Linked DNA regions of Homo sapiens: region 1 is linked to region 2. Evidence: read pairs that join two places in POLR2A ChIA-PET (ENCODE). Cell type or tissue: PC-3. All regions are shown on one strand. Each heading gives the region's core, and the rest is flanking DNA. Links, peaks and the distances in the headings are about the cores only.

Region 1 (5,395 bases), core at 170-5,169, 94 kb before region 2:
ACTGGACTAGGAGTGCTCCGAGGGCAGGGGCTTCGTCTGTCTCACCTTTGATGTTCCAGTGGAAAATGATATATGCTTATTATCAAAATTCAAAAATCATTGAAAATACTCAATAAAGAAAATGAAAAGAATTCAGTCCACTCCCTTATAGATAATTTATTGTTGGCTCTTTGGTAAATCAGCATTTGATTTACTAAACCAAATTACTTTTGGGGGTTAATCTCTTTCTATCATTTATCCATCTATATTAGATATCAAGGTGGAAATATTTTTTGTTATCTCAACCACTGGTCTGAAAATTTATTATAGATTGAGGCCAGTTTTTGTTTGGAAAGCCAATACATGATTGAGTTAAAAGAAAAACCTTAAAGATGTTGAAAAGATATTGGTTGATGCACAAACTTCAGAGAACAGGGTAGAATTGCTCTGCATGAGAAAAGGAGAGGAGTTCTTTTTTTTTTTTTTTCCTTCCAAAAAAGGGCAGAGAGAAGAGTAGAGAACAAATAATCCAGGGAGAAGTAAATGAGAGGGAGGGAAGGGGAGCCAGAGGAGGCTGTGAGACTAGGAACTGTATGGAGGAGGAGTAAAGAGAAGAATTCATGTTGCCGGGGTGCCCAGGAAACATTTGGAGACCAGCAATTTCTTATAGGGGCATCATGGCATTAGCAGTGCAGCAGGCAGTGCCATGTTTCCCCTAATGGCTTAGTAAAGACTTTTATATCTACAGAATAGTTGGTGTGAGTGAGCTTTTCCTGTGGGAACAGGGGTGAGTGTCAAGACCATATTGAAGCGGTGTGGAAAAAAAGCCCATATGTGTGGAAGCAGGCACCCATGGGCTGAGAGACAGAGGTGGCCAGGAGACACAGCCCCTTACTTCTTTGCTGCATGATTCCCCCTAAATTCACAGAACACTTGGAAACGTTTTAGACTCTACAGGACCTGGAATTGGCAGTGTTGAACCACTTCTACCTTTAAGAGTCAGAAAGACCCTAGAAGATATCTTGTTTATAATTACGCTAATCCAAACCATGATGGTGAGACTGCTCCCCCAGTCTTATTGATTAAGATGCAATCTGCTCTAAAGAATGTGTCTCAGATATCTCTAATGGATTTTGGTACCTAATGTGTGCTAGGGAACACATCCCTGGCATTCCTCTCTTCTGGTCCTGACTTCATGTTAGTATCCCTCTTGTTCCAGTGATGACTCTCACCATCTCTACTCTGGAGGACATGGCTGCTATCTGGCAGTGACCGCTGCCCACAAATATGGATGTGGGCTCTACCATAATTTCCCCTTACAGAAGAACAAAGACTAATGGAAGGAGAGTCCAACACGGAAGATACATTGCTTCTGCAGTTCAAGTCCATTTTGCTGTAGGTCACCTATGGGCCTAGCCACCTTCCTGACTTGTCATCAGCTTTTCTCTGTGTTGTCAGGCCCAGGTCAGGACACCTGGCTCCTCACAGTCACCGAGTCTCAAACCCAGAGAAAAAAGAAAAAATTTCTCCTCACCTCAGACTAATTCCTACTCACTAAGTCCTCATTTTTTGTCCCAGGATGAATATCTTCCTAGTATAATGGACAGTGGAGAACTTCTATCTGTTATAGGGAAACCCAACTACTATATAAAAGAGTGAGACTGGCTCTGTGATCCCAAGAAGAAAATAACAAAGATGATGCTTTTTCTATCATGTGGGTTAGACGGCCTTACCCTTGGGCAACTTGATGTAATATTGTTTTTACAAAAGAAATATGTAAAGTAGGTCGAATACAATTTTCCATTTCCTCTTTCACTTGACAATACATTTTGTATATCATTCCATATATGTCAACTTTATGCTTTTTAATAGCTGCATGCTGTTCCATAGTTGCATGGTTATACTATAGTTTGTTGATGAACATTTTGGTTGTTTAAACAAATACTGCCACAAGTATTTATTTCAAAATACTTTAATAGATGATGTAAATCTAGTAAGTATCCCAACATTTACCATACAACACTTTTTAAGTTGTGGTTAAATATATATATAACATAAAATTTATGATTTTAACAATTTTAAAGTATAGAGTTTTGAGGTATTACGTACATTCACATTGTGTGCAACAATCACTACCATTCATCTTCAGGACTTTTTCATCTTCCCCAGCTGAAACTTTGTACCCTTAAAGACTAACTCTGCATTCCCACTTCATTGCAGCCCCTTGCAACCACTCTTCTATTTTCTGTCTCAAAGAACTCTACTCCTCTAGGTACCTCATATAAGTGGAATAATACAGTGTTTTTCCTTTTGTGACTGCCTTATTTCACTTAGCATATGATTTCTTCAAGGTCCACTGATGTTGTAAGCATGTATCATCATTTCCTTCCTTTTTAAGGCTGATAATATTTCACTATATGTATATACCACATTTTGTTTATTTATTGGTTGATGGAACTTGGGTTGCTTTTGACTATTGTGAATGATGCTGCTATGAATGTAGGTATACAAATATCTGTTTCAATTCATGCTTTCAAGTTTTTGGGGTTTATATTCAGAAGTGAAATTATTGGATCATATGGTGATTCTGTTTAATTTTTTAAGGAACTGCTACATTGTTACCCATAGTAGCATTTGAGTCATTTTTAATAAAATAAAAGCCATATATATTTTTTTATTTATTTATATGTATCTGTATTATATATATTTATATATCTGTATTTTATATATATAAATAGCTTATATATATATAAATAGCCATATATAAATGGCCCTATCCTACAGAAATGCTTTACATAAAGGTACAGATATCTGTAGGATAGGGCTGGGAACAGTGGCTCACACTTGTAATCCCAGCACTTTGGGAAGTCGAGGGGGAAGGATAGTTTGAGGCCAGGTGTTCAAGACTAGCCTGGTCAACATAATGAGACCCGGTCTGTACAAAAAATAAAAAGTTAGCTAGGTATGATGGTGTGTGCCTATAGTTCTAGCTACTCAGGAGGCTGAAGCAGGAGGACTGCTTAAGCCCAGAAGTTCAAGGTTACAGTGAGCTATGATAGCACCACTGTACTCCAGCCTAGGCAACACAGTGAGACCCTTTCTCTAAAAATAAATAAAATGAAACAAGATACTATATATTACTGTTTGTTTTTTGCTGTTCCATTGGAATACATCTCTTTTACTGAGCTGAGAACATGCCATTTTATTTATTGTGGCTTGGTATCACCTTTAAACATATATTAAATCTAATCCTTCTCTCTATAACTCTTATTAAAATTGTTGTTGTTCTTGGCTATTCTCACTTGAATATTCTCTCAGATAAACTTCAGAAACATTTGTTCAAGTTTATTAAAATTCCATTAGGATGCCATTGAATTTACAGATTAATTTAGGAAAATTGACAACTGAAAATATGCAGTCTTCTTATTCAGGAACAAGACATTTTATGTCTTTATTAAAGTCATTTTAATTTATGGTTATCTCTTGATTATTCTCAGTAGAAGACAAATCTTAAAGTTTTTGTTGAGAACCACCTGTTCAGCTTGATTATCTCCTTTGTGTTTCTTAACTGCATTTATTCTCATCCTCTACATATGAACTATAACTCATTAGAGTTTGGAAGCAAGAACTTTAGAATAAAAATATCTAATTAAATTTCTACCTGAGAAAAAAGGACACAGAGCGATAGCTGTACTCTTGGCAGCAGCTCCTCCAAAGCACACGCTTCCTCTCATTTTAAAGACTCGCCTTGATCCACCTTGGGGTGGGGAGAAAATGGAGAGCAGGGAAGGCAGAGAAAGAGAAGAAAAAATGGCAGAATACCAGAGGAGGAATCATGTGGATAAATTCTTAGTTCTTGTAGAGTCAGAAATTCCATGTGTGGCCTCTTTGTTTTATTTCCAATGTTGTGAATTCTTAGAAAGTGAAATGTACTATGACTAAACATGAATGAAAAGGTCCTGTAAATTCAAATATAAATGATATTTTGGGAGATGCATAGTGCTATGTATACTTCCTCCAGGAGTGTGAATAACTGAGTACTGACAATACGCTAAAATGAAAGAATTTAAACACTTTGATTTTAATTGAATAAAATTTGGGTTAACAAATTTTGAGGAAAATAAGATGTTTTCCTATGAAACAATTTGTGATGCAATTGCAAACACCATCACAGTGTAATTTCATCATTTGTATCTCCTTAAAGATTGATGAAATTCTTTCATACTGTACATTAAATTTTTAGTAAAAGGCCAAAGATGGAAATAAACATATATTTCTAAGAGAATGTCACAATCACCACTAGAGGGTACAGTAAGCAACCTTTCTTCCAGATATTTGAGCAGAAGAATATTACCAAGAAATAAAAGGCAATACAGAATCACAGTACTTGAAACAACCTCAATAGGTGATCTGAAAGAGAAATGGCTTTCAGAAATGGTCAACGTATTTGACATCTATCCAAGGCAAAGGATATCAAGTGATTTTCAAGGGCAATGTGTGTCTTGGGTAAAAGTAAAGTGAATTTATCTAGGAATATAGAAATGTTTCTGAAGTAATTAAACAAAAAAATAAGCCTTTTATACATACATGGAACTCTGTAACCATCTCCCTCATTAAGCCTGTTGATTAAAGCTGCTTCTAGAGTGATTTTATTCTAAAAAGTTGAACTTAACAAGGTCTTAGAAAACAAAATGATGACATAGGATTTTAGAACCTCAGTAAGATCCAAGTTGGCAGTAAAAGAAAAAGACAACATTCTCAAACCAGCAGTGACATTGGCAGAGTCAGATGCAGAGGGCATGAATTCTTTACTTCAGATACATCTCCAGACTAGTGGATCCCATGTTGTGCAAAATAAACACATTCCTCCTTCCTTCCAATCCTAAAAAGAGCAGTTTTTTTGTGTATTTAAATTGGAGCATCTCATCCCATACGCTACTGAATCTACTGTAATGTTTCTGGATGAAAAAAATCTTTCTTTAATATAGGATTTCTCCCACATCTCACTATAAAAATGCATCCAACCTTTAACTTTCAAATACTATTATGTATTATATTACAGAAATATTACGCTTCTTAAAAGAAATACACCAAGCTTTGCACTATAGGAGAAAATAAGACAAGCAAATCTCATGATAAGGAGAAAAAATTAATCCTTTTATTAACTATTTTTCTAGGCATAATATTGCTTAACAGGTACAGAGTACTTAGCAATTTATGATATACCTTTATAATATTCTTTTAATCTAGTCAGGTAGGTATTTTTATTCATATTTTCTGAGTGAGGAAACAGAGACTTGGAGAAGTAAAAAGCCTTCCCCAAATTCTCCCAGTTAATAGAGGACAGAGCTAGGAGAATGAAGCTTTGGATTCCTTCCTAATCTAGTCTTATTGCTGCTATTCTCTGGCTCCCATG
Region 2 (5,395 bases), core at 162-5,161:
ACTTCTGTCTATGAGGGCTATTTAAATTTGAAACCTTTCATGACATTAGACTCTATGCCCTCCTTGCCCACAATGGCTGCCCAACCCAGCAAGGCTGCCCCACAAAACAGGTGAGCAGGTGAGGTAAACTTACTGCTAGAATACTCGGGCTCCGCTGGAGTTTGTTGTAAGGGCTGTATTTTGGCTTCAGTGGTTTCCCTGCAACTCGATCTTTATGCCTTCGGCTAGAAATGTGCTGAAAAAGTTTGATGCATTAGCTGGACTGAAATGTGAGTCTTATTCCATGTAAAACGTATTTCTAGGTAGCTATTTTCTCCATTGCCAACTCTAGGTCCATAGTTCCACGATGGTGTGGGTAAAATCATTATGATTTCTAAATTAAGACTTAGTCCTCCCTCAATTGTAATGCCCCTCTGTCCCCCTCCTGTTCTCTATAGCCCTTATCAGATTTTGCCTGGTATTACCACTGTTACTGATGAGTCTCTCTAATCAGATTTTGAGCCTTTGGAAGATAGGCTTAACATCTTACCTTACCAGAAGCTCCTGCTCAACTGTAGGCTCCAGTGACTACTGTTCCTATCTCTCCAACATCTAGCCTGGAACCTGACATATAGTAACAGTAGATGCTCAAATATTTCATACTGACTTTTTCTTCCATGTTAGCACCTATATGTTGCATATTGTCTGCATCCTACAAAAGTTAGTCAACTTAACTGTGAGCACAGTAAAAACCATTCTATAGATGAGAAGATACACAGTCAAGTGGTGACCTAAAACAATAATGTTTACTAATTCAGGATACGTTACCTGTTTGAGTTGAATTTCTGAATTAACATGAACATCACAGATTTCACAATGAAATGTCTTGTTCTGTAGTCCTGACCCCTTACTGCCATTCTGCATCTTTAATCTTGATCCAGGTCTAGGATAGGATTTAATTGGACCAGCCCCATTACGAGCTTCAACCATGGTCTTGTGTTTAGATCCTAAGACAGAAAGAGACACATATTAAATAGCTATCCAAGAATTATATAAAGCTCTTTGTTTTCTTATCCTTGAGAAGTTTACCTGCAGGCTAAAATTCCCAATGCTTTTTTAAAAATGATCACTTTAATGCTGATTTTAAATTTAACACGTTATTGTAAAAAATGGAAAAATGTAAGCGTATATAATAAAGAAAATATACAGAAACATAAGGAAATAAAGATGACTCATATTTTCACTACTCAGAGGTAACCACTATTATCATTCTAGGGTATTTCTTGTCAGTTTCTTTTTTTTAATGTACTAAAAACAGTTTTCATAATGGGGATCATACTAATTAAATATCCTGAAAATTTCACATAGCAAATCATGTACATATTTTCTGATCATTATGTTTTAATGGCTGATTAACATGTATCATATTGGGTTACTATATTCAGTATTTCCCTACTGGTGGGCTTTAGGTTGTTTCCATTTTTTTCTCTTTTAAGTGTATTGCAGTGAACACTGTGCATAAATATTTATCTTCATCTTTGTCACTTCATCAAAATGAGTTTTGGACAGTATTAGATGTTTTTAAGAAAATAAAGAATAGAACAAGTTTGATCTCCAAACTGCTTTTGTCTTGCTAGTTCCAAAGTCATATGATCATACTTTTCTAAAATCACTCCTTTGAATCAAAAAAGTAGAGAAGCATGGAACAAACCTAAGGTCTGAACAACAAAAGATATGGTATTCTGATGGGAAAAGTTGGGTTTTGTTATAAACATTATTTAAATGCAAAAGATAGCTGCTAACCTGTGTTGTGTGCCTCTAGCTGTGACAGGGAGTTCACAGCCACTTTGCATAGTGAACAATAAAGTAATTTTTTGGCTTTTTCTTCTTCTGATTCAACAACAGTACCGGGAGCTCCATTTGTGCTCTTGGAGGGAGAAGTGGCTGCTCCAGGTGGCAGGGGTGTTGTGCCAGATTTGAGGAGAAATGAGCCACTTTCAGAGCTTGATGGCTGACTGGAACTGCTGGCTTTTAACTTCCCTTTATCTTCTAAGAGAAACACAGAGAGATCTTATTGAAGCCTCATATATCATATAAACAAAGATAAATCACCATAGATGAATTAAAAATAGAAATTTGATTCTTATGTGAAGTTTTTATTGCAGCATAGATTTCAGTTTATAGAGGTTAAATCAACCTCTATGTTTAAATCAAACAGAACACTATGCCATCAGTTTCCATATTAGGTCATCCCAAGATAAGGATGACTTATGAAAAATGACTTTGTTCTCCCAGTTGGAGCAGGTAACTTTCTGTCTGAAATCCTTGAGTCATAAATTACTCTACAAGGAAATATTTATTATTAAACAAAACCACCTTCCCTCTGATACAATTACATGATATGAAGGTAACATGAAAGAAGCCATTAGGCCATGTTAGTTTCATTTGACTACTTATGTTTAATTATGACAGAGATAAGTTAAACTTAATTTTTATACCAAGTTAAAATTTTAACTGTGGATTGTGGGATAGAAGAAACATGGTTAATTTTGATTATGATTAGTTAAGTTTTTGCTGCTCTGTGGATGGCAATGCAATTTATCCAAAATATAAGAGACCAAGCTTCCATTCATTATCTTTATTAATTACCACCAGTCTAAATCAAAAGTTTTAAATAATGACATTAACCATAAGCACAATATGAAGATTAGCCAAGTCATTTAAAGACATTTTGGCAGTTTGATCATGTAGCTATTAAATGCTTATAATCCTCAAGGCCCATGTGCAGGCTATGAGAGTTAGAGTGACTTTAACAGAATCTAACTCATTGAAGTTCATTTGCTATTCAAGACAGGCTCTGTTCAGTGACTCCTTTGGGAAACAAACTGGGGCTTTGTAAGCAACAGCAAAATCCATCACACATTTAATCCTAGTAGAGCTGGTACTCTTAGAAAATGTCTATAGATATGCTGATTAACTCTCATAAAGAGAGAAAGGGAATTAAATCTGAGAATATATTTGCTAATTGCCTTAGCTAATTTGGAATTGTATACCATTGGCCTAGAAGACTAAGAGGGAAGGAGAGACTAGGCAACAGCAATGTGGTGTGTGTTTCTGTGTGTATGTTACAAGGTTCTGTATATGGGTAAACCTAAGCTTTTAGAACACATTGCAAATGATGGGAGATCATATTTCTACTAAAATATTACATAAAGAAAAGCCAAATTGATTTAGGAATCAGCAGTTGATTTCCATCCTTTTTTTTTTTTTTGAGTTGGATCCATTCAGGTTGAGACTAGACACAGCTAGAGGGTGCTATGGAGGGATTCCAAATCTGGGTTTACTTAGAATAAATGAATACTGAGATTCTTTTTTATTCTTAGGTTGCACATTCCATATTCCCTTTCAGTGACTGTACTAAAACTTCAGGATGACAAAAAATATGATGGAAAAGCTCTTAGACTTTTATTAAACTGACCTGTATAGTGTGAGAGAAGGACATAAAATGATTCTTCCTAATTGGTAATAGTCAGCAAATTAGATTGGATAATATTTTAGGCCTGGAACCCTCTCATCTATAAGGATCCCTCAGATTGAATTTGCAATCTTACAGAACTCATAAAGCAGCAAAATAATTCAGTAATCTTAATATTTGGAATTACTCAGTTTCTTGCGATGAAAATTAAAGTTATTACATACTAAAATCTTTCCTTGCTTCAAGCATTTCATATGAATTTGATCTAAAAGAATCTGATCTGTTTCAGCCATTGACAGCATTCTCTCATATTACTAATAATGTCCCTTATACTAATGTCCCTCATAAACCCTTAAATTTATATAGAACTTTACAGTTTACAAAGTGCTATCACTTACATTGTCTTATTAGCTCTCACAGAAAACTTGTGAAATAGGTAAGGCTCAAAATGATTATTCCTATCTTAAAGATGAGGAAACTGAGCCTTTTCAAAATTAAATAATGTCCCACAGATTAGTAAGTGGCATAAATGAGCATGATGTTTTCTCTAACTGATCAGTCTGTGGTACACTAATATTTCAGCACAAAAGGAGGACTTAATATATCACTAGTGATATAAAAGTACACAACAGTCACCCTAGATGTGAAATAGCAGTTGCTTTGTTTTACAATTGTAGGTTAGTTTTTAAAGTATATTTATTTGGCGTAAGTGAAAATATCTATCCTGCTCAACAATCATTTGATTTAGGTTATATTGAGAACATGTATAAAATTATATATTTTCTCTATGTTCCTATTTCTTTAAGAAAAAGATTTCCTTTTCATATCTTGTTTTCAAAGGGGTAATTTATGAATTAACAAGTACATATTAACAATATGTTAATTGCTGACAATGTGCTAGACACTAAAGAGAATAGTAAATAAAGTAAGTATGGACTATAAGAAAATTACAGCATAGCAGGAGGAAATGAGACAGTCATTCAAAGATCTCTAATTTACAACAGAAACTGGTAAGAGGCGTGAGAGCATAGAGCAGAAAATGATTACTTCCGCTTGGGAAGAATGAGACATTTTTCATTAAAGAAGTGACATTTTTAAGGTTTCGAAGGTCAGATTTGGATAAGCATAGAATAGGGTTGAAAATGAGTGAGAAGGCCATCGTCTCAGCCCAAAATCTCCTTAAGCTGATAGGTAACTTCAGCAAAGTCTCAGGATACAAAATCAATGTGCAAAAATCACAAGCATTCTTATACACCAATAACAGACAAACAGAGAGCCAAATCATTAGTGAACTCCCATTCACAATTGCTTCAAAGAGAATAAAATACCTAGGAATCCAACTTACAAGGGACATGAAGGACCTCTTCAAGGAGAACTAGAAACCACTGCTCAATGAAATAAAAGAGGATACAAACAAATGGAAGAACATTCCATGCTCATGGGTAGGAAGAATCAATATCGTGAAAATGGCCATACTGCCCAAGGTAATTTATAGATTCAATGCCATCCCCATCGAGCTACCAATGACTTTCTTCACAGAATTGGAAAATACTACTTTAAAGTTCACATGGAACCAAAAAAGAGCCCGCATCGCCAAGTCAATCCTAAGCCAAAAGAACAAAGCTGGAGGCATCATGCTACCTGACTTCAAACTATACCACAAGGCTACAGTAACCAAAACAGCATGGTACTGGTACCAAAACAGAGATATAGACCAATGGAACAGAACAGAGCCCTCAGAAATAATGCCGCATATCTACAACCATCTGATCTTTGACAAACCTGACAAAAACAAGAAATGGGGAAATGATTCCCTATTTAATAAATGGTGCTGGGAAAACTGGCTAGCCATATGTAGAAAGCTGAAACTGGATCCCTTCCTTACACCTTATACAAAAATTAATTCAAGATGGATTAAAGACTTAAATGTTAGACCTAAAA

What was found. ChIA-PET counts read pairs that join two places held together with the same protein. Peaks named below come from ENCODE experiments on the same cell type or tissue, not always from the same donor. Only the 100,000 strongest peaks of a DNase experiment are listed, where the experiment ranks them.
Region 1: POLR2A ChIA-PET joins it to region 2 with 7 read pairs; 2 of 35 experiments call an interaction of 5 or more read pairs at or near these places.

Annotation. Positions count from the first base shown.
Region 1 is chr2:179,350,650-179,356,044 of GRCh38, forward strand. No RefSeq gene overlaps it. Among named protein-coding and RNA genes, the nearest start is that of SESTD1, 89 kb to the left of the region's middle. In PC-3, for the core only: a CTCF peak has its summit at 4,279 (motif pointing right); no DNase peak of the experiment used is centred there.
Region 2 is chr2:179,444,743-179,450,137 of GRCh38, forward strand. It overlaps ZNF385B (zinc finger protein 385B), which reads right to left. Exons shown (of 10, transcript NM_152520.6): 7 at 1,783-2,028; 8 at 808-986; 9 at 134-235. Among named protein-coding and RNA genes, the nearest start is that of SESTD1, 180 kb to the left of the region's middle. In PC-3, for the core only: a CTCF peak has its summit at 3,296; a DNase peak (open chromatin) is centred at 2,269; H3K27ac peaks cover 1,541 bases.